Linked DNA regions of Mus musculus: regions 1 and 2 are each linked to region 3. A link is a loop called in an ENCODE intact Hi-C map of the cell type or tissue named here. Cell type or tissue: left cerebral cortex. All regions are shown on one strand.

The links. Peaks named below come from ENCODE experiments on the same cell type or tissue, not always from the same donor. Only the 100,000 strongest peaks of a DNase experiment are listed, where the experiment ranks them.
Region 1: it touches region 3 in a loop (2.0-fold over the local background); 6 of 42 quality-filtered maps call a loop at or near these places.
Region 2: it touches region 3 in a loop (6-fold over the local background); 7 of 42 quality-filtered maps call a loop at or near these places.

Annotation. Positions count from the first base shown.
Region 1 is chr1:161,250,518-161,258,517 of GRCm38, reverse strand. It overlaps Prdx6 (peroxiredoxin 6), which reads left to right and starts at 7,308. Exons shown (of 5, transcript NM_007453.4): 1 at 7,308-7,496. The coding sequence starts at 7,402. In left cerebral cortex, CTCF peaks have their summits at 3,609 (motif pointing right), 3,811 (motif pointing right) and 7,392; DNase peaks (open chromatin) are centred at 7,280 and 7,811; H3K4me3 peaks cover 1,149 bases; H3K27ac peaks cover 911 bases.
Region 2 is chr1:161,066,773-161,074,772 of GRCm38, reverse strand. Dars2 (aspartyl-tRNA synthetase 2 (mitochondrial)) reads left to right here and starts at 4,113. Exons shown (of 17, transcript NM_172644.4): 1 at 4,113-4,780; 2 at 5,594-5,693. The coding sequence starts at 4,657. Cenpl (centromere protein L) reads right to left here and starts at 4,006. Exons shown (of 5, transcript NM_001159930.2): 1 at 3,417-4,006; 2 at 1-16. The coding sequence starts at 13. In left cerebral cortex, a CTCF peak has its summit at 4,289; DNase peaks (open chromatin) are centred at 4,013 and 4,586; H3K4me3 peaks cover 2,106 bases; H3K27ac peaks cover 727 bases.
Region 3 is chr1:161,127,858-161,135,857 of GRCm38, reverse strand. It overlaps Klhl20 (kelch-like 20), which reads left to right and starts at 4,379. Exons shown (of 12, transcript NM_001039482.1): 1 at 4,379-4,495; 2 at 5,406-5,469. The coding sequence starts at 5,462. In left cerebral cortex, a CTCF peak has its summit at 4,448; DNase peaks (open chromatin) are centred at 4,340 and 4,891; H3K4me3 peaks cover 1,812 bases; H3K27ac peaks cover 1,287 bases.

The DNA of each region.
Region 1 (8,000 bases), 120 kb before region 3:
TTGCAAGGATATTGATCACAGAGATGAGCCTGGCATGCAGCAGGGCAGAATCTATGTCTGCATGAGATCTGCACCTTTGCTTTGGTCTTTTTGTTTGTTTGTTTCTCAACTAAGATGAGATGAAAATGAAGACCGGATGCTTACTACTAAGAACCAACTACACACTTAGGGATACAAAAGTAGAACCCAAGCGGGGGAGGGAGAAATAAGTTCTGAACTATCAATCCACCAGTCAAAATCTTACAAAGAATTCTATTGTTAATTGTGAAATAACCCTACCTGGCCAACACTATTGGGAAAGTGGGTTGGTGACAAATAGCATTTGTAAATATTCCGCTTACACAATCCTGTTTACCCCTCTGTAAAATAAGAAAGTTTACATTAGCAGTGCTTACATTCAGTAGTCAAGGGCTAGGGCGAATCCACACTTCTCCTCGGAACAATAGCTCGATCCTAGGCATTTGATCAAAGTGACTCAGCAGTCAGAACACTGAGAACAAATCTCTACACAGCCTGTGCCCAATGTCCTGCTTCTTCTGCCCAAGGCTTTCATGACACTGAAGTACCAGAATACCAGGGATGTAGTGTGCTTAATTTGCCATTGGCAGTGCAATTCGGCAGTGCTGATAAGCCCTGAGTTGGACAACTGTCACCATGGATGTGTTTCACAGCAGTGAAGTCTTCTAGTTAATGGTCATCACATTACCTGTTGACATTAAGTACAGGACACAGTGAAGTACATTCTTAAACAAAACCATTGTGTTTAAGGATCTGGAGCCTGCTGTTTGTCAGGTTGTCTTGGCCCACACTCCCCTGCAGCGAAGACCAGAGACTCCTTAAAGAAGACAAACCTGGGAATCTGAACTCAGCAATGAGTGACACTCATTGCAACTTGAGCCTTGTGGTGTGCATAATGATAATAAGAAGGCTTGGAGGTTGGTTTGAAGGAAAGTAGGCAACCTTTCCTTTCTGTGGGGCACCTGCTCCAGGCTCTTTGAAGAAAGACAAGCTCCCTCCACTGGCTGAGGAGATTCAGTCAGAGTAACTCGGGATTCAAGTCGTCCATTCACTTCAGCCCAACTATATGACCCTATTTTAAGTTTGAGGTCCTTCTTTCCATTTAATTTTGGGAGTTCAATGTCCAAAGGCTTTTCAACTCTGAGACTTCTAGCTCTAGACCCTGAGAATCAGACTTGTGGCCCAAGGCTTTGAAAACCAGAAGTTTATTGCCCTGGGCTTTCAGAGACTGAGGCTTTTGGCAGTGGGCCTTGAGAGCCAGAGGCTTAAGGCCCTGGGTTTTCAAAGCCAGGGACAGACAGCCCTCAGTACTCAAGTCACAGGCTTAATTCTCTGGGCTTTAAAGGCGAGTGGCCTTGTATGGCCAACGCCAAGCTTGTGACCACGCCCCTCAGCACTCCTTGTATGGCTAAGGCCAAGCTTGTGACCACGCCCCTCAGCACTTAACCTTTGGAGATTTTCTAGAGCTTTCCCAGCGGCTAGGGTCTACGCACCTTTCACTTGGCCCGTAGTTTGCAGTCTTTTACCTTCCACCTTCTCAGCTCTCCTCAGAGAGCTTCCCTTGTAGCACTTCCACAGTCATTCGGTCTCAGTCCCCAACTCTTCTCTGGAACTCTTCCGTGGCTTCCTCGCTTCTGAGTTAGCCAAGAATGTGTGGCCTCAGGAGTTTCCCAGGGCCTCTGGACTCCCACATCACCCTCCAACCACCTTGTAAGTGATGCTTTGAAATACCTACTAAGGGCCTAGTCTGGAAGGCCCAGAGTTTTATCTGCTCTAAGTGCAACCGGCTCAACTACTCTACTTTAAAAAAAAAAAAAAAAAAAAAAAGGCAATAAGCAACCAATAGAGAGCTATTAGGGCCTTCTGTTACCAGACACATGGTATATAGGAGGGAAGCCTGATCCGAGGAGAGAAGCAGGATGCTCATTTGTCCAGAAAAAGGGGAATGGTATGCTTGTGTCCTGCTTCCAGTTTTCCCAGTCACAAGCTTTTAATGTACAGTTTCCTTCTGCCAGCCATAGCCTTTTTGCTCCTGAATAATAGCTGGAAGACAGGTGGGGCTACTCTGAACAACTACAACAAGATCACAGTCAAAAGAAAGCTCTAGACGTGGTTGGGTGTTGTCTAGAGCAGTCATGACTGGAGCAAGCAAGCACTTGTGGCTTCTGATGGCACTGGTTTTCATGGCCGGTGTGGCTTTTTCTCGGGGCATCTGAGAGGGGTTCTAAGCAACCATGATGACCATCAGACTGATTGTCAAATAAGAAAGAGCCCCCTTGGTTGTCAGGCCACCACTTAAGATGGCTGGGCACAAGGGAAAGGTTCCACAGCTGTCAACCAAAAAGTCAAATGTCACTCCTGACAGCATATTCAAAAACTGCTACCAATAAACACCTACCGTGACATGAACACACTAGGCAATAATTAACAGTGTTTAACTCCCATCCACATAACACTGAGGGAAAGCTATCCTCATGATCTGTTTCATCAAGGCCGGCTGTGGGCTGATCTGTTCTCTATCACATGAAGGGAGGAAAACAGAACAGAAAAAGATAAGGCCTTTCCTCTTTGTCCAGTCTTGAGAATCCCTTTCAGGACACCCTGTACTCCAATGGAGAGATCTCCATGTCTGTTGACAGCAGGCTGTCTATCAAAGGAGGGGGCGTGTAACTTGAACAGTTCTGATCGCACAACTAGGACAATGAAAGGCAATTGTGAAGCTAGAAAGGAGTGTGCCTCCATAAAGAGGCAATGGGTAAGACAAAGATATGCTTTGCAGCAAGCATAAAGGGAGTCACTGATGAGACAGCATAGGGCAAATAATTTTGTGGGGTGGAGGGCAGTGAGGATTAAGAATTACATATTGGTCATATGTCAGATGGATATACAAGCCTTGAGCTTTTCTCAAGATAAAAATGAACATTTTCAGCATATAAGTGTAGTTTAAAGCCTAGACCCCCTACACATATGACACAGATGTGCAGCTCGCTTTGTGTGGGTCCCCTAAGAGCAAGAACAGGGGCTGTCTCTGACAACATTGCCTGCCTTTGGATCCCTTTCCCCTAAGCAGGCTGCCTTGCCCAGCCTCAGTAGGAGATGTGCCTAGTCCTACTGCAACTTGATATGCCAAGGTGGGGTTGACATCCATGGGAGGACCCCCTTCTCTGAAGGGAAGGGAAGAGAGTGAGGGGAGGGGAGGTGAGAGGGTGGGATTAGAAAGAGAGGAGGGAGGGGAAGCCTCGATAGGCATGGAGAGAGAGAGAGAGAGAGAGAGAGAGAGAGAGAGAGAGAGAGAGAATGCTCTGGGAAGAACCAACACTTGGAAGAAAGAGAAAGGAGAAAGACCTGCCTGTAAGAAAGGAGGGAAAACAGGAGAGTTTGGTGCTGCGGAAGCTGAAAAGAAGTGGCTCCAAAATAATAAAGTAGTCAACTCTGCCCAACACATAGAAAGTGAAGAAAAGCGCCCACTGGATTTAACAAGATGTGTTCCAAGTTGTGAAAGAAAAGAGAGATGAGCAGAAAAGAGCAGGAAGAACATTTTTTTTTTAAGATTTATTTATTTATTATATGTAAGTACACTGTTGCTGTCTTCAGGCTCCCCAGAAGAGGGCGTCAGATCTCATTACAGATGGTCATGAACCACCATGTGGTTGCTGGGAATTGAACTCAGGACTTTCGGAAGAGCAGTCAGTGAGCCATCTCTCCAGCCCAGGAAGAACTTTTTAAAATAAAAAAAGCATTAAGAGTGAGTTGTTAACACTTTTGTTTTTTTTTTAAGACTTATTTATTTTATATATGTGAGTACACTGTTGCTGTCTGCAGACACACCAGAAGAGGGCATCGGATCCCATTACAGATGGTTGTAAACCACCATGTGCTTGCTGGGAATTGAATTCAGGACCTCTGGAAGAGCACACAGTACTGTTAGCTGCTGAGTCATCTCTCCAGCCCAGTTAACACTCTTATCAAGAGTTGTAAAGTGGTTATTGAGTCCTGAGAATGCAAAACACTCTTTTTATGTATTCACCCTTTGTGTTTTATAAAACACATAATAATTACATAACAATGCAGGAGAAACACCTCAGTGAGCCCTGCCAAGGGGTCCCCTGAAAGACAGGCCTAGGACAAAAAGAAGTTTACTGGGGGAAGGGAGCCAAGGAGCAGAGCAGGAACGTGGAAAGGGGTAGAAGCAGGGAAAGGGAGACAGAAAAAGACAGAAAGAGAAGGAAAGAGGCCTCTGGGGGCATGTGAGGGAGAGAGAGAGAGAGAGAGAGAGAGAGAGAGAGAGAGAGAGAGAGAGACTCTGACCCCTATCACTGCGTGAAGCTAGGGAGGCTCCATTCTGCTGGCTGTCCAATAGTTTACCTTTACCGCATCGCTACCAACAATTCATTTCCTTTGTAACATGCATGGGTGATGTGAATAGTTATGCTGTCCCTATGACATTGTCTTAGGAATATTCTAGTATAATCTTTTTGGTAAATGTACATACAGTTTAAACCAACATTTTTTAATGTTTTTATTAACACACAAAGTGCTGGGTTTCAATATATACTTTGTTCTTGTTGATTTTTCTCCCTATACCTCTTTTCCTTCCTCCTTTCCTCTTCCTAAAAGTCCACAGACTAAGAGAGAGAGAGACAGAGAGACAGAGACAGAGACAGACAGAGACAGAGAGAGAGATTTTGATATTTTGAAGCAGTTAGAATTGTTGTGTGAATCAGACACCATCCCACTGGAAGTTCCTGCACTTCCTTGTTAGCCCTCAGGAGATAATTCTAAGGACCATGGTGTTCTCTCCAGCCATTAGGTTGTTTGAAAGCACTTCCTCCTGACGGCAGAGCCTTCAGTCCTTCATAGCAAAGGGTTCTCTTAGCCTGTTTCCTTCCCATGTTCTGGCCTATCCCACAGCGAGCCCCTCCCTTTCCCACTGTGCTTCTCACTGGTCCTTGAGAAAATGGTCTTCACTGTCCTCCTGTAGTGTCCTGGTTCCTTACATATAAGGCAAGGTCAAACTCACTTACCTACAAGGGTCAAACACAGTGGCCTTGTAACTTTATTCACATACTAAATACATGAGAATGTTCTTTGCTTTCACAGGGACATATACTATACCAGGCTTTTGCCTTGAATAAAATCGTCTTCATTGTTCATGTTCACAATATGAGGAACAGAATGAAGAAACAGTAATAAAGGAAAAGAAAAAGTCATGAAAAGAAAAGGCTATTTTGTAACCACTGTTTCCAAGTGGGCCTATAGCCTTCTGATGCTAGATCTGTGGACTTCTCAGAAGACAGAAATTTAAGTGTCTTGTGAAATAAACTGTGTTGTCAAAAATGTTAATCTCAACTGGGCAGTGGCGCACACCTTTGATCACACAGGGAGGCAGATCTCTGTGAGCTGGAGACCAGCCCGGTTTACAGATCATATTCCAGAACAGCCAGTGATACACAAAGAAATCCTGTCTTGAAAAACAATCAAGCAAACAGACATGTTAATCTCTACCTTTAAAGAATTCCAACTTTTGCCAAGGCTAGAGCACGGTTACTAAATCACCACCAGCAGGCTACTTCTGGCACTATAGATTGGAATAGGTGTTTATCTTACTATACTCGCTTAGTTTAAAGTGGTGGCTATGTAATTATGCCTTTGATAGAGATCAGCCACTTTGAGTCTGCATCCAGTCTCTTTATTGTGGTGTATCTGATTTTTAGCCCATCTTTGCAACACTGCTTATAGTTCCTTAAGGTCAAGCTACCCTGCTTCCCTACTGTGAAAATACATAATAAATAAAGTGAAGATACGTGCTTTCAAAACAGAAGGGTGGAGTCAAGCTAGAGATTAAGTTACCTTAACTTTAAAACGCATGGCAGTAATCTCTGTGAAGCAGGCAAGACCAGTATGCATGCAGACACAAAGACAGGGCTTATCACCATGATGAAAACGCAGGGTACAGTGGGTCGCTGCACTCAGCACCGCCACACGCTTTCCTTTAAATCCGTTGAGTCTGTTCCAGAGGATTCCTCACACCGAACAACAAACACTCACAGCTCCCCTGTCCATATCACCTTACATGATATCATAACTGCACTTTTCCTGTAAGAGCTGGGACTATGTCTCACATCAGGCCTCGCACGGTGTCTAGCTAGCAATAAGGAAAGTGAGAGTTACTGCGTGAATTGTGTCATCTAATAATAGCTACCACTCTGAGAGCACCTGCCATGTTCTAAGTAGTCTACTGTCCTGCAGGCTTCCCCAGGCTGGGCCACACAATCTGAAGCTGACCTCCAGGTAGCCTCACTTAACTTACATAAACTCGCTTTAGTTTCTCCAGCTAGGACTCGGGGCTTTCTAATACATTGTCCTCCACCACACCTTAGCGCTGGCGATTGGACCTAGGGCCTCCCACACTCCAGTCAAGCATCCTGCCGCACACCTGCTTCCTCATTCCCCTTTATTTTGAGACAGACTCTAAGTTCCCCAGGTTGGCCTTGAACTTCCTCTGTAGCTCAGAATTTACAGTCCTTCTCCTTTCTCCAGAGTAGTTGGGGTTTCTGGTTTGCGATCACCAGGCTGAGCTTCTAACAGATTCTGGTTTCTGTGCAGAATGTCTGCCATCTGTCTCTAATAAGGGCAGGCATCTTTCTCCACTTTGTGCTTAGGAAATAGGAAGTCAGTGGATCAAAATGTCCCATTTCTTCAGGTGGGAATTCACTTGCATACACTCGATCTCAAGAAGCCTGTTGTGAAACCTATATTTAAACTTTAGGAATAATGTGTTGAGCATTTTATAAGGAACTCCAGGAATGGGGAGGCAAAATTTAAAAAAAAAAAAAAACGGTTCTTTCCATTGCCCTCTTATTGACATTGGTACAGAATGTTTGCTGCAATAAGAAAGCCACTTCCTCTGACTTAGCCCACGTCACAAGTCTGGTTCTTGCCACATCCTGAAAAACTTCTGAAACCCAGGTTGGCTGAGTAGTCAGTCATTCAGCCAACTACTAGATGCTCATAGTAAAAGAGGGCTATACCCCAAGACCTCTAAATTGTAAGTCCAACAGGGGTGAGAATGTCAGAGGATTTGCGCTAATTCCGCCTTCTCCTAGAGCATCTTTGCAGAGCCGCCAGATCTACAAGTCCCCGCAATTCTCGGTCTTGCGCTTCCTTCCTATTGCACGTGGCCTTCTTTAGCTCCAGAATCTCCCTTGCCTGCAAGCTCCACGTGAAGAACCGCAGCCGCCAGACTCGCGGTCGCCCCACCCCGCCCCAGCCCCGCCCCAGCCCCGCCCACTCGGCCAGCACTGATCTAGGTCTCCGCAGGAGCCCGCCCGCTGCTCACTGCTGCGGCTGCGCCTCCTTGTTCTCAGCGTCACCACTGCCGCCATGCCCGGAGGGTTGCTTCTCGGGGACGAAGCCCCCAACTTTGAGGCCAATACCACCATCGGCCGCATCCGCTTCCACGATTTCCTGGGAGATTCGTAAGTGGCCACCGCGTTGCCCTGCCAGGTGACGGGTCCCCAGAGCTACCTGCCTCGCTTCTTTCCGGGTTGCGCTCGGCCGCGGCGGGTCTCTGGCTTAGCCCCTCACCGGTTCCCGCACGTGCCCGCCGCCGGGGTCCTGCCGAGCATCACCGGGCATTGCTGGGGACCTGCGACCTCTGCCCGGCCCTACGCCGATCAGCGGATCCTTCCCTGACCCAGCGTGGCTGGCCTGGCATGGGAAAGGAGGTCCTTGCCGAGGACGGTTTGTTGTCTGTTTAACCTGGTTTTGTAAACAGTGTTGGGTTTGTGTCGGGGTCGATCTGAAAGCCCAGGGGAGGTGGGGCAGGGTTGCTCGGTGTTTGAGGTCATTTCCCGGGACGCTTGCCCAGGGTCGCACTGCCCGCCCTCCTGCCGCTCTAGAAGTTGTACCTTGCGGAAGGTGGGTGCCTAAGGTCAAAGTTAGAGCACACAGCCACAAATTAAGGGCTGTCCCGACGTTAT
Region 2 (8,000 bases), 61 kb after region 3:
CACAGGAATCCATGGTCTGCATTTAAAAAAAAAAAAAAGGTAACTGGAACTCTAATCACTAAAAAGTCAGGGGACTGGAGAGACGGCTGGGCAGTTAAGAGCACTGACTGCTCTGCCAGAGGTCCTGATTCAAATCCCAGCAACCACATGGTGGCTCATAACCATCCATAATGAGATCTGACGCCCTTTTCTGGTGTGTCTGAAAACAGCTACAGTGTACTAATACATAAAATAAATAAATAAATCTTTGGGCCTGAGATAGCGAGGCCGGAACAAGAAGAAAAAAAAATATAAAAAAAATATATAAAAAGTTAATTCATGCACATTGTTCTCTTACATGCACATTCTTACTCTCTCTCTTTTCTACTCTCCACCTTTTCTACATCATACTCGTTTCTTATCTTAGCTACTATTCTCTTATTGTGAAAAGAAATATCAATACAAGAAACCTTTCAGTATGAACTCTAGAATAAGTCAAATAATGTAATATGCACGTTACAAAGGAGACTTCCGAGACCACCATGAAGGCTGAGCACAGCAGGGGCTTCACAATAACCCTAAAGAGCTGTCTCTAATCTGGCTTTACCAAATTCAAAAACTGAAGAAAGACATGAAATGGCTTTAAGTGAACACATGGAAAGACAGACCATTTATGACAACTGGCATGGTGGGTGGATAGCTCTCTTCCAGGGTCCCTGGAAGTTGGAAGACTCTAACAAGGGAGCAAAGGCTGTTATATCACAGTTAGCCCCCCTGTAGGGGGTGTGGAGATAAACCTGGTGGAGGAAGAAATGGGAAGGGGCGTGAGGCACCACAAGCTTCTGAAACTCCTTAAAGAGTCCAGATCTCCTGTACACAATGTATGATCTGACACCGCTCCCTGCACACAGAGAGACAACACAAAGGACCCAGGCTAGGACAGTGGCTACTTCCCCTGTCTTCACAGAAATCTCCACAGGTATAGGGGGGTGGAAGGACTGGCCCCTCCTCTACAGACTCACAGACACGCTCAAGGACAGGGTAGTCAGATTTGGCTAAACACAGGTTGCACCCCAATTTGCTCTTGAATACATAAACGAACCGTAATTAGCTAAATAAACTTATGTAATAAACAATAAAGTTAGGTGTGCACTCTGATGCTGGTCTCCAGAGTCTGAATCCAGAGCATCTTTGTGGGCTCTAGCTCCACTTTCCTCCCACTTCCTGGTCCCTGTTCTCAAACACCCCTTTCCTGAAGGAGGCTGCAAAGCAATAATAGCAACAGAATGACCAGTCACTACACTGGCCCCAGATCCCCAGGGAAAAAGAAAACCATGCTCCCAGGCTGGGGCACTGCTCACCCCTGCTGGCTTTGCCATTTAACAATCCCAGTTGCCAGGGCTGGTGAGATGGCTCTGCGGTTAAGAGCACTGATTGCTCTTCCAAAGGTCCTGAGTTCAAATCCCAGCACCACATGGTGGCTCACAACCATCTGTAATGAGATCCGATGTCCTCTTCTGGTGTGTCTGAAGACAGCTACAGTATACTTACATGTAACAATTAAGAATATATATATATAATCCCAGTAGCCAGAAAGATATGAGATTTCTAGTCTGAAAACTGGAAGGCATCTTTATAGACACAACCCCAGACCAGCAACATCCTGTAACCAGAACTTAACCTGCAGAGGAAATGCCTCCAGTAACTGTCAATGGATTTGATGGAACTGACAATGGAGTGGTTCCTGGAAAGCAAGATCTCTCTCTCTCTCTCTCTCTCTCTCTCTCTCTCTCTCTCTCTCTCTCTTACACACACACACACACACACACCTCAGGGGGCGTGGCTATTTCCTCCTCCACAGGAGTAGTGTGCCACAGGAGGGTGGTGACAACATTCTCTATGGAGGGTAAATCACCTGGAAGAGCCAGCTATCTATTTTAGGGGAGCAGTCATCTCTTGTCATTAATTCCTCCTGCTTTGGAACCTTCTTAGCTTTATCTGGATTCTCAAAACTCAAGTTAGACAGCCTGAGTTCAAATCCTGGAATCCGCACAGTAGGAGAGAACTGACCCCTGCACCTTGTCCTCTGACCACTGCACCCACACCGCACACACCACAGTACATGCACACACACAGAAGTATTAAAAAATAAAATCAAATAAAAAGCACCACAGACAGGGATGCAACATTTAAATAAGCATTTTTTCATTTTCCCACAGGCATAAAGTATTCCCATGATGTGAGCCTTGGCCACACTCCTGGTGAGCCTCCCACTAATGTGCACCTCAGTGGGTTTAGGTTAATGGCCCTCCCTGTCTTGTCCTTTCTCGTTGCTTTCAGGTGGTTTGGATTAAGAGTCCCACCTCCTGTCCTGCCTGCTTCCAGGACTTACAGAAGGACCTTCAGTGGGGGTCAGGAGGAACCAAGAACTGGGGCTGCTGCTACCAGGAGAAGTTCCTTCGGCTCTTATGCCTGTGGAGGTCCCAGGCCAACTTCTGGAAGACATCTTTATCTTTACAGACACCCTTGGCCTTCTCATCAGAGCAGTATTGGGTTTGGCAGGAGAGCTCCTAGTCTTTTTTATTATTTTTGACTTTACAAATTCTTCCTGTCCATAGCAGCCATGCAGGTCCCACTTATCCGAACCCCTCTGTTAAAAATCTTCCATCAACTGAACTTTCCTTCAGAAGGCAGCGTCTTCCCTCTGCCACCACCTCCTCCCGTTCTTCTCCCCACTTGTTTGCTATTTAGATAGGAGTCTTCATCAGTTCTGTTTATACAGAATCTTTCTTTAAAGTAGGCTAACTAGTACAATAACTGCTAAGTATACATTACTTTTCAGGCATGTTTGTAAGCACTTAACAAAGATTAAGCCTTTAACGAATATTCTTTTGTTTGGGGGTGTTTTGTTTATATCGAGTGACAGTCTCTCTGTGTAGCCCAGGTTGGCCTAGAACTCACGGCAATTCTCTTGCCTCAGCCTCCCTAGTCCTGGGACATATCTGGTACTACTGTTCACTCCTCAAACGACCCTATTAGTAAGTACGCTGCTATGTTGCCAGGTGACTGGAGGGAAAGGTTCTACGAATTTCTCAATTCTTCGCCTCCTTTGACTCTTATGCCCGTGGCAAAGGGTCCTATCAGCCTCTTTCTAGTATCCACGGAACTATATCTCTCATCAAATTCTCTTGTACTCAGTTCCTAACACACAACTAAAACTCAGTAGTTTTTCTTGTGGTTAGTCCATGAAGAAAGTCCCTGAGTTAGTCACTGCAATATTGCCACAAAAGTCAACCCACTGCTCCCATACTAACGCTCACGTTGACGTTAGCTTCCGTTTGTACACATCTTAAATACACAAAAGCATTGCAAAGACAACAGTCACACAACAGAAAGAAATGCAGTACACGGCCAGTCGAGGACCCAAAAGCTCTTACCAAAACTATGTCGTAAAGACACTGTCATCCACTCCGGATTCACGAATCATCCTTCAAGTTTTGCTCCAAGACTACGTCGAGACGAAAGGTTTTGGTTTTTTAAGAAGAAGAAAGTGGCCAAAATGACTGCTTAAGAGAGAACCGAAGCAATCCCCGGTGAGTTCAGAAGAGACATCAGGAGTCCTGGAGTGAACCTAGCTTCCCTCAGGCTCGAGCAAGACCTGCGACTTCCCCCGGGAGAGACAGCTCGGCTTCCCAAGCTGCCCGGCTCTATGATCCTCGCTCTTCGGAAGCTGGCGCCGGCCCACGAAAAACAGGGAGTCCCCAAAGACCCTTCTCCGGAGCTCTCCGGGGATCAAAGGTAGACTTGAAAGTTCCGCTCGTCTAGGCGCTTTTCCACACACGCCACGCCCTCCAGTTTAAAATCATTTCCCGACTTGCCCTGCGGCCGACTCGGAAAGCCTCGCCTGTGGCCCTCCGATTTCACGTAACTGAAAGCAACTGAAGTCGTCATTTTAACTGAGGGCAAGGCTTGGAAGGCTTCAATCAATAGCCTCAAATTCCCAATCCCCTATTGCGCCGCGTTGTTCTTCCGTTTTCCAACCGGTGCGAAACTTTCCCGCATACTGCCGCCCACAATAAACATGGCGGAGGCGCCCTCGTCCTGATTGGCCGGAATCCTTGCGTAACTTTGGCGCTCGCCGGGCGTCAGAGGGACTGGCTTGTGGATGTGGTTTGTGTCTGGGTTTGAACCTCAGAGCTGTTTGGATTTGTTCGTCTTCACCTTTCAGGAAAATCCAGGATGGGCCGCCAGGTTTGGGAAAGTTGAAACACGAGGCTGCACCTCCTTATATTTCTGCTTATGCCCTGGTCACCTTCGAGATACGTGGGAATAAAGGGAGGACGCGCGCCTGGTGGCCGGCCTTCCGGCTGGGGCGCTCTGGCACTGGCGCTGCTGTTGAGGCATCTTCGGGGCTCAGCCTTGTTTAATTAAAGTGGGAACTGATGCACTGAAGGAAGCAAAGGCTTTCCCCCTACCCACTCACCTAAGGTCTCTGGAGACCTTGCAGGTCAATCTACTTTGTAGATACTAGAACGTTCAGCGGAGCAGGGTCTGGATGCATTTGCGTGGGAACTAGAATTTTAAGGGTTCCCAGGTATTCCGAAAACCGAGTTTTGAGCACCACCACACCTGCAGCGTGGGATTCGTGATTGTCTCTCCGGATCCCGGGACTTCAACATGTATCTTGGTTTTTGGTTAAGTCGTCTATGCAGGGGTTTATCCAGACCCATCGGGAAGACCATGCGGCCAATCTGGGGTTCTCTTTCCAGAAATCTGGCGTTGAGTTCACAAAGAATTCCAGGTGAAGGCAGCTACGAGCTTCCGCCTGTTTTTGACAGCTTGTTTCCCTGATTCTAACTGCATTTTAATACCAGGTCATTCATTCTCTTGATTAGTTATAATTAAGGTCCCCCCCTTGATTATAAAAAAAAAGTAGATAGCCTGTGTAGTGTATACTATTAGTAGAAAAACTAAAGTAATAATTTAAATAAAATCTTTTCTAATAGTTTATTGATTTACAAATGATTGTTATAAACTATACTTGTACTAAAGTTAAATACTAACTGCACTGTCAAGCAGGTAATTTCTAAAATTATATGTCACTTACCAAAATGGACAGCTACCATTTTATGTCCCTTCAAGTGCTAGTTTATGTACAAGGTTTAGATTTTTAAACAGAAGGCAAAATTTTCCTTTGGGGCAGTTATTTGCTTGGGCCTTGACACTTGTGCAGGTAAACACAATAGGGATATTGTATAATCTAGGCTATTTTATAAACTACATCAGACCTACAAGATGGCTCAGTGGCTTCAGGCACTTCCTGCCAAGCCTGAGTACCAGAGTTGACTCCCAAAACTCACACTGTGAATGGAAGAAGAGAACAGAATCCAACAAGTTGTCCTCTGACTTCCACAGGGGCACCGTGGCATGTGAGCCCACATACCTGTGGGTACGCACACATAAACACACACACACACATCTAATTTAAAATTTTTACAACTTCACCCATTGACCTGAAAGAGCTGATACATCATGAATGGAGAGTATTTTTAAAGAAAACTACAAACATTCTTACTGATGCCTTTTAAAGTGCTTTTTCCTTCTCTTCTTAAAGAATTCAGTAGCTTTGTTGCTCGGACCAACACATGTGGAGAGTTGCGTTCGTCCCACTTAGGCCAAGAAGTCACTCTGTGTGGATGGATTCAGTACCGCAGGTAAACTGAAGAAAATGGTTCAGGAATACATGGAGGTCGTTTTCCCAAATAGTTCCAACCTTTGCTAGTTTTTATCCAGGCAGAGAATAATATTTGCCACTTTTGTAATTTCTCGGAAGTCACTGCCTTTTCCGTTCTGTTTTGTTTTGAAAAAGTCTAATAGTGTTATTCCCAGTAAGTACTAATATCGGTTAAAGGGAATAACGATAAAACGTGACCCACCGGAGGACTGAAATAATCCTGAGCAGAGTTTACAAAACTCATAAGCAGTAAGTGGGAATAGACTAGGATTCTGTGAGGCAGCTATGAAGCTGCAGAAGCATAGGAAAACAAGTTTACTTCATTCAAAATGTAAGTAAAAAAAAGCTTAAAACTGGGAGCAGTCATCCATTAGGCTCAAAGCCCATTCATTGCTGTGTTTCTTATTGCTCCTCTCTTCTGTTCTGAAGCATACTAGCATATTAACTCTCTAAAGAAGTTCAAAATGTGGGTTGATGTTTGTCACATGAAAGACGCTACCTTGGCTCTTAGAGTGTTCAGCATGCTGGATGCAAACATTAATTGTCTTGACAAGAATCATGTTCTTAAACTGCTTGTATATAACCGTCGACATTGTGCTGAGTGACAGTGTAGACTCTTACAGCTTTGCCATAGTAACGTTCTTGGAGCATTTTTTTTAAACTGTATTCTTTCCCTTAATGTCTGCAGTATCATCCTTGTAGAGTCACAAAGGAATGCCTCTTTGCTTTCCAAAAGGCCTAGAGAACGCACATTGGTGGTCGCTTCTCTTTCCCTTGGTATTTATGTTTATTTTATGTCTATGGGTAGTTTACCTGTATGTATGTTTGGTTGTATGCATATCTGATGCCTATGGAGGCCTGAAAAGGGTGTCTAATTCCATGAAACTAGAGTTACCAACAGTTGTGAGCTGCCATCTGGGTGCTGGGAATTAAAGCTGGGACCTCTAGAAGAGCAAGAAGCACTCTAAGTCTCTGAGCCACCTTTCCAGCCCTGGTTTTCCCTTTATAAATAAACTATTTGAAATAAAGAAGAGGGCTGGAGAGATGGCTTAGCGGTTAAGAGCACTGACTACTCTTCTGAAGGTCCTGAGTTCAAATCCCAGCAACCACATGGTGGCTCACAACCATCTGTAACAAGATCTGACTCCCTCTTCTGGAGTGTCTGAAGACAGCTACAGTGTACTTACATATAATAAATAAATAAATCTTTTTAAAAAAAGAAGAGGGCTGGAGAGATGGCTCAACAGTTAAGAACACTGACTGCTGTTCCAAAGGTCCTGAGTTCAAATCCCAGCAACCACATGGTGACTCACAACCATCCATAATGAGATCTAATGCCCTCTTCTGATGTGTCTAAAGACAGCTACAGTGTATTTACATATAATAAATAAATCTTTTTAAAAATTGTATATTATCTCTTTCTATTTAGGGAGGAATATGCCCAATCAAATGTTTCTAATTCTCTACAGTATTATCTTTGGATTATACTATGTGAAAGAAAAGTTTACAAAATTAATAAAATTTTCTTGTGAGGACTTAAGCCAGTGAAAAATATTTTTATTTTCTTAACTAATAGTAGCTTACTGATGGAATGTCTTCCATTCTTGTGATTATGGACATAGGAAAGAATAGGCAAATAGAAGTAAGGTAGGGCTTGCTCCCAGAAGCCCCACACAGCTTTGCTCTTTTTTCTTTTTAAAGATTTATTTTATTTTATGTATATGAGTAAATTGTCATGGTCTTCAGACACACCAGAAGAGGGCATCAGATCCCATTACAGATGGTTATGAGCCACCATGTAGTTGCTGAGAATTGAACTCAGGACCTCTGGAAAAGCAGTCAATGCTCTTAACCGCTGAGCCATCTCTCCAGCCCTGGATTTGCTCTTTTTTTTATGTTGAGCTGATTAATGTAGCTCACTGACTTGGGTTGAAACCTTGTAATTTAGACTTTTTCTCTGCAAGGACTCCACATACTCCATACAACAGCAGCCTTTTGTTTTGTTTGAAGACAGAGTCTTACAGTGTTTGGCCTAAAATTAACTGTATGGATCAGGCTGGCCTAGAACCCACAGAAGTCTACCTGCCTCTGCCACCTGCGTGCTGGGATTAAAGACGTGTCTACATTTATCAGTTATTATAAGTTTCCAGCAATCTAATTGTTAGTTATTCTATAGAAGTAAAACCATACTCCTAAATTGACTAAAACTGTCGTGCCTAGATTCCTGCTTGGAACATTAGTTCCCTCAGGGAAGAGACTTCATAGCCAACTGCTTTTGAGAACAGTG
Region 3 (8,000 bases):
GTGTGGAATTTGGATTAGTGCTGGCTGTCTTAAAGGGGTTTACATCTCTGAAGAGACACTGTGACCAAGGCAATTCTGTTTTTGTTTTGTTTTGTTTTTTGAGACAGGTTTCTCTGTGTAGCCCTAGCTGTCCTGGAACTCACTCTGTAGACCAGGCTGGCCTCAAACTCAGAAATCTGCCTGCCTCTGCCTCCCAAGTGCTGGGATTAAAGGTGTGCACCACCACTGCCCAGCTCAAGGCAATTCTTATAAAGGACAGTATTTAATTGGGGATAGCTTGCAAGTTCTGAGGTTCAGTCCACTATCATCATGGCAGGAAGCATGGCAGCATCCAAGCAGGCATGGTGCTGGAGGAGGTGAGAGTTCTACATCTTGCTCTGAAGGCCAACAGGAAAAGACTGTCCCCCAGGCAGCTAGAAGGAGGGTCTCAAAGCTCATCCCCACAGTGACACACTTCCTCTAACAAGGCCACACCTCCTAATAGTGCCATTCCCTAGGCCAAGCATATTCAAACCACCACACTGGTAAAATAAGTGTACTATCTACAAATTAAACTGAAGGAAATTTTCTTAGTCAATCTGATGCTAGCAACCAAGAGACCATCACTCAGGAGATCTGTGCACACCTGATAGATTCTTGTTTGAGATTTTGCTTTGAGGGTTCATTGGATCTTCATTGTGGAGTTCTATCTTGAGTTCTCAGAGACCCATGACATGAAGGACTTAGGTGTTTAGCTAATTAAAGACAAAATAATATGCTGCCCTGGCTTTCTGCTTTCCTAGAGAACAACCTGCTTTGTTCACACCCAGCATTCCAATAGACAGCATAAGAGAGGCTGACAATTACCAGGACAATACTATACACTGGTCCCTTGGCTTAGAATAGGCCAAATTAAAAAAAAAAAAAACAGACAAAAGTCTAACTTCCCTTAAAAATCACAACATAAGTGTGGTTTTCAAAGACCATTCCATCATCCTGTCATGCCAGTTGCTTCAGGGTTGTGGAGTACAAGGTAACAACAGTGAATTCAGTGAGTTCACTGGTACACTTCTTTGTAAAGTGAAGTCCTTGGTAAGAAGTAATTCTAGGTGGAACATTATGAGGATGGATAAAGCACTCTGCATGGCCATGGTTGGGAGCTTTGGCAGCAGCATTACAACCAGAAAAGGCAAATTCATATCTAGAATAAGCATCCATTCCAGTAACTGAAATCTTTATGCTTGTACCATGAACACTTTACCCACTGATCCATCTCCCCATTCTCCAAGCCCTTTAAAAAATCAGTTATGGTTAAGGAGGTGTTTCTCTACACAAGAAATGCAACCATCTTTTTTATTCTATTTGTGCACTTTCTTTTTTTTTCTTTTTTTCCTCCTTTTTGGTTTTCAAGACAGGGTTTCTCTGTGTAGCCCTGGCTGTCCTGGAACTCACTCTGTAGACCAGGCTGGCCTCCAACTCAGAAATCCACCTGCCTCTGCCTCCCAAGTGCTGGGATTAAAGGCATGTACCACCACTGCCCGGCTTGTGTACTTTCATTATATATATTTCAAACACATTTAATGTTGTAGGGTATAATGACCCAACCCTTAGTATGTCAATTTGAGGCCTCTAAAGTTTCATTACAACCTGTTGTGTAACAGTTTCCTCCAGGTCTGAAACATCCTATCCTGTAGAGGAGCTCCTTGAGCAGGAAGACAAACAACTCAAATAGCTTAAGGAAGTCTCTGAAATTGACTAGATTCACTAGGGCTCTCACTGCCAGAGGAAGGGAAAAAAGCTCAGACTGAAGAACACAGAACTGCAAAGAAGACCCTTGGATGAGTCCAGCTGCCAAGGAGACTTAGACAAGCTAAGTTGCAAAGAAGACTCTCAGGAGAGAAAATCTTCAAAGAAGTGCTCCAAACCAGACCAGCTGCCTGGAAAAGGTTCAGATTAACTGAGGCATCTAGGAAAGGATACTCTCCAAACAGGTTGTGCAGTGTGTTCTAGGTTCCCAAATTTGTGAGCTGTCACTCATGCACTACACAATGGTGTAGATTTTGGTGGTGCAGCTGTCATTTCTGCTCCTGTGAGTAACCTTTACCCATATTCCTGAAAGTAATCCCAATAAAATTCATTGGTTCACCAAGTTGGACTTTGGGTGGTACCCATACTATGGTCTGTTATGAGTTCCCTATCTAGGGTAATTAGATAATGTGTGTTACATCTTCCCAGGAAAAGTTCTGTTACACAACACAACCTCAGAACTTCCGACAGGAGTTTGCTGGGGATTGAAACCAGGGCTCCACACATACAAGACGAACATTTTAAAAATTGAGTTATCTTCCCCCACCTCTACAAATAACTCTTGACTCAGAAAGTTGCAAGGAGTGAAATATCAACATATAGGTAAGAAAACTGAAGTTAGAATAAAGCATTTGCTTGAGATCATGAAGTTAGCACCAGGACAAAGATCTTCTGTTTCTCCATCATAGAAACCTATGTGTTGTGATAACAAAATAGCTACGACTATATACTTTATAAAGAAAAGAAGTTTGTTGATCTCATTCTGGTGACTGGAACGTCCAAACAACATCATGTTGAAGAACCACACCCCATCCTTTTAATACATTATAATAATCACAATGGCAAAAAAGGAGATGGCTACATGCATAAGGTACCAATTACTGGGGACAAAGAACACCAAGGAATATCTTAAGTGCTGCCAACCATATTTTCCCTGATCACTGAGACCAGATATGGATTCCCTGCTACATATTTTCTTAATGCAAATCCTGTACATCACTTTCAGATATACTGATATTGTAATTAAGCAACCACACAACTTGTGTTTTAATTTTATAATGTCTATTTCCTCAGAAATGAAGATTTGACAAAACCAAGAGTCTCATGGGTCTTGTTTACAACTAAGCCTTGGATTCTATGTCCTTTAAACATGACAAATAGGACACTATTTCTCATCAAATGTCTAAAAGTTAAGCTCATTGGCCCCCAGAGTATTGTTTATTGCCCCAGACTCACACATTATAAAACCAGTTCTAAGTATATTTTCAACTAGAAATTTAGGATCCCTAAGAGGACGCCTATGGGATTGTAGGAGTTCTATAATAATTGGAAATGCCAGTTTTTTCATATGTTTATTTTTATGTATACTTTGTTAATTGGCATAAATATGAAGAGCTGATTCACACTGAACTCCTCCCCTTTAAAAAGAAACAGAGTAGTTGAAGCACAAGCCAGCTTACAGTGGGTAGTAGGTTAAGAAGGAATCAATGGGTTAAGAATAGGAAATATTACTTTCACCCTGGCTTAAAAGCCCATTTTAGTTACTAGCATTCCTTAATGTTTTTATAACTCCCTTGCTATAGAACTGTATAGCTATAAAGAATTAAAATCATGACTCATATTTTGGAAGAATCTGAGTCACTTTGAAGATGACTTTTAGACAATCTACACAAAAGAAACCTGAGAGGTGCACATATAAGATGCCATTTCAATGGATCAGAAAAATGTACATCTAAACTATTTTATACCCATCAGATTGGCAAAAAATTAAAGTTGAAAGTACCAATAATATGGACCAACGAGAATCCTTGAACCTTTCTGGAGGAAGATATAATATAATTGTGGCCAGAATCTAGAACCATTGTACACGGCATCAAGTTGTGGCTCTAACCCTTACAGGCTATGCTCCGTAGATACCCTTACCCTTTTGTAAGTTACATAACGCTTTGGTACCGACTGGAATGGCACTATCTGAAACATAATGCTACCACCATTTGGAAAAATGGTAATAAATCCTTCAATAAGAGAGATACTAGAACTGATAAACTAATACACAATGTTATATGCTAAGTATTTGATAATAAATGGGGTATCCATAGCTGTTACTAGTACATATATTATTTACTTATATATCACTGGTACATATGAAGAAAAAACTTGGCCAAATGACAAAGTGTATCATAGAACTAGAATTAGAAGTTGAATTTAAAGACCAATCATTCCCACTACAAGTTTATTAATATGAGGTATATTTCCTATCAAAAACAACTGCACAGAGTCTATAGATGTCAAATAAAGTTCAGCTAAAGAAATTTTGGTTAATAATAGCCTTGTATAGTTTTCAATACATCAGCAACAGACTTTTAGTTATATACTCAAAAATGAAACCCTCACCTCATACATATTTTATTTGGTTGCTCTCTAAGTATATTGTAAAAGTCAGATCGACTAATGGTACCAGTCCTGGGAAACGCTCAGCGAAAGGCACAGCTACTTCCGGAGCCATGACGGAACTACTTGCCCGAACACGTGCAGTTCCGTGGGAAGGATTTAGCCATCGGACCGCTTCCTGTTTCTGGATCTGGGCGGGTGCAGGGAAAGGAAATCGCTGCAGGAGCCGCATCCTGCCTGCGCTAGCGGCTCCAGAGGTGGAGGCAGAGAGGGCGGAGAAGGCAGAGAGGGTGCCGCAGAGAGAAAAGTGTCAAAGCCAGTAAGTCAGAGCTCTAGAGCACGGGATGGAGAACAGAGCCCTAGGTCTCGCTTTGCAGATCTATGAGCTCAACTTGCCGAACTGCCCGGCGGGGTCAGGGCAGTGCTTTCTAGGCTGCCTGTCAGTCGTGCCTCTAAGGGACGGTAGGGTTCCTCGGTCGGGCCTTTCAGGGCTCCAGGCTGCGCTGCTGCTGGCTGCCCGAGGTGTCTTGAAGCCAGGGCAAGGCTGTGCAATGCTTGCTGGGGACGCAGGACTCCGCATCCTGGACAGCTTCACTTGGAATTCTAAGGGAGCGAGCACTCTGCCTCCCATTTTCTCTCTGGAAGCCAGCAAGATCCTGGCGGTGAACAATATTTCGGCGACTAAGACGAGAGCTTGGGAGAGTTGTAGTCTAGAACTACTTTCCCTGCCCTTGTTCAAGCTGCCCGGGCTGGGCTGGTCGGAAGTGGAGTTGTTTTTAAAGGCAACCGCCTCCGGCCTGCTTGTCACTTCAGAATAAGTTAACAACCTTCGGATTCAGTGCTAAAACAATGCTTTTCCTATCCGAGTCACTAAATTAGTACTGCTGCTGGTATCAAGTGATTACTCTGCAAATATACTTGATGGTGAAGTTAAAAAATCAAAAAACTCCCCAGGTGCTTCTTGAGCAGAAAACACCAACTAGCGATCATGACTATTTTGATCCTGACTGCTTTCCCAGTCACCCTCACATTCACATATAATCTGTCACCTTAGCATCTTTAGTTAGTGATAGTCCTCTTAAAGGCATTACATTATGATTGCGCATCTACGCAAAGATTACATTAGGATGTAAGATTCCTGATTACAGACGAAATGAGTGAAGTGATTATACAAGTTGCTGGAGAACTCGAACAGTTTTTAGTAAGCTACTACTTCTCTCTTGTTGAAGGTACGGCTTTAGAACACGGTGAAGGATACTTTTCATGGTGCAGGGAAGGAAAGCCAATGCGCAGGTAAGCCTTTTTAAGAATATGAAACATTGATTTCAGTGATTGAAATTAAGCTTCTACTAACAGTGCATCGTTTACGATTATTTATTCACAAACCTTAACAAATCCTGCTTGGAATTAATCGTTCTTGTTTCAAGTAAATCGAAACTAGTAATGTCAGAAAATAGCAACTTCGTTTATTTGGTTGTGTTGTTTTGTGTTGTCTAGGGATTTTTGGGTTTCTTTGCTCGTTTGTTTGCTTTGAAACAAGAACTATTATGCAGTCCTAGCTGTCTTGGAACGTGCTATGTAGACCAAACTGCCCTCAAAATCCGAGATCCACCTGCCAGTATCTCCCAAGTGCTGAATTAAAAGGTGTGCACCACCATACCCTACTACAGCTTTATATTTTATATGTAGGAGTTAGATTTCTAAAGAGTTTGGATTTTCTGGTTCTTAATATTTAAATCTGCCTTTTTGCATAGTAGTTTTTTGTTATCCATAATCATTAAGTGTGAAATTTTGTGAGCTTACTATAAATGTAATACCCTGTACAATATAGAGGAGTCTGTTGCCAAGGAAAAGTAGTATTTGTAAGATGCTGTACTGCATTCCCAGTTATGGTTTGATTATTTTACTGGGGTTCATCAATATGCTTACTAAAATAGCTGCATTACAGTAAAGCTTAAAGACTAAAATAGATGTAGAAAAATAGAAAAGTATGTAGTGCCAGTCTGCCTTCCTCCAGAATTTACTAATGCCTTTTCTCAATCTGTCTTAAGAAATTGTACTAGAATCTTTATTGAAACAAGTCAGTTGTATTTATTCATTGTTTAGACTTGTATTATGGTTACAAACTTATTTTGTCACATGTCACTTAACATCAAAGATAAACAACACAGAGACCCTCATAGAAAAGAGGCATCCCATCATAATAAGGACAGGACTTAGGACTAGGAGGAAGGCTGGACGTGGCCTTGCAAACCTGTAAATCCCAGCACCTTACAGGCAGCGGCAGCAAGATCTCAAGATGAAGTTCAAGTAAAGAGTGAGAATCGATGTCCTTTTCAGATTTGTTATTGATACATCAAGTGGCTTTGAACTGTTGTGCTTTCTCTTGTCCTGTTCACTTTGCTGCTGTGTGTGCCCATGATACAGCATTAGGAAGTACTCATGACCCTATAGTAAGAAAATATTAGATTTTAACATACTAGAAGAAACTAACCACACATATATTAAGTGCTTCACCACTTCTTTTTCTAGCATGATTATAAAAACCACCAGTTTTTGTCTCATCCTCGGTCGCCATAAATGTAAATAAATCTTATGTAATTGCTAAAATAATAACTTAATATTTTTAAATTAAATTTTATTTTTAAAAAAGTTTTGTATAATATAGTTTGACCTCTCTATTGTACAGGGTATTACATTTATAGTAAGCTCACAAAATTTCACACTTAATGATTATGGGTAACAAAAAACTACTATGCAAAAAGGCAGATTTAAATATTAAGAACCAGAAAATCCAAACTCTTTAGAAATCTAACTCCTACATTCCAATATAGTTTAATATAGTTTTGACCATATTCTTTCCCTTCCCCCAGCTCCTTCCAGGTCCTCCCTACTCCCTACCCATGCAAGTTCCTGTTCTTTTCCCTTTTAACTGCATGCGCACACACACACACACACACACACACACACACCACCACCACCACCACCACCACCACCTCCACCACCACCACCACCACCACCACCAACAACAACAACATGGAGTATGTTTTATGTTAGCTAGTCCCTCCTGAGCACGGGGCCTAGCCTGGACTGTGGTTGATATACTCAGTGAAACCTGAATTTTCCTCTCTCAGCAGCTATCAGTTGCAAATAGCTTTTTGGTTGGAGTGAGACTTTATGCCCAATTCCCCTTCTCGGTACTGGGATTTTATAAAGGAAAACCAGACTGTGGCAATGTTTTTAGTGTATTAGGAATTTCTATATAAAATATACACAGACTCACTCAATGCCAGGAGCTCCTTTTCCTTTAGTTTTATTACACAATGCTGTCAGCTTTTTAAAATGATGTTGATAATTCTAATGCCATCAGTTGTTGAGTTACAGTTTTTATTATCAGACTTGGCCAGTGGTCAGCCTACCCATTATTCTTTGGTCCTACTTTGACTGAATGCTGCCTACATTAGGCTATGATCACGTTTCCCCTATCCATTCCTTCTGCTGCTAAAACTCAGGAAGTAACCTTTCCACGGCAGTGCTGGGTCTATCCTCAGCTGCCGCTAAAGAGACTTGGAGTGAAAGCAAGTCTGTATTGTGATTTTTTGGATGCGTGCTCATTCTCTCTCACAGATTGTAAGTTCCCCCATAGAACCTAATGCCCAACACCATAACCTCACAGCACCTAATGACTACTGAATAATTGTCTGAATGAGCAGCTCCTCTGGGCTCTTTCCTCTGGCTGGGGGGCAGGCTCTATGGACCAGGAAAGATCGAAAGCTCTCATTAAAGGTATTCTTTCGTAGTTTTAATGTTTTTTAAAAGATTCA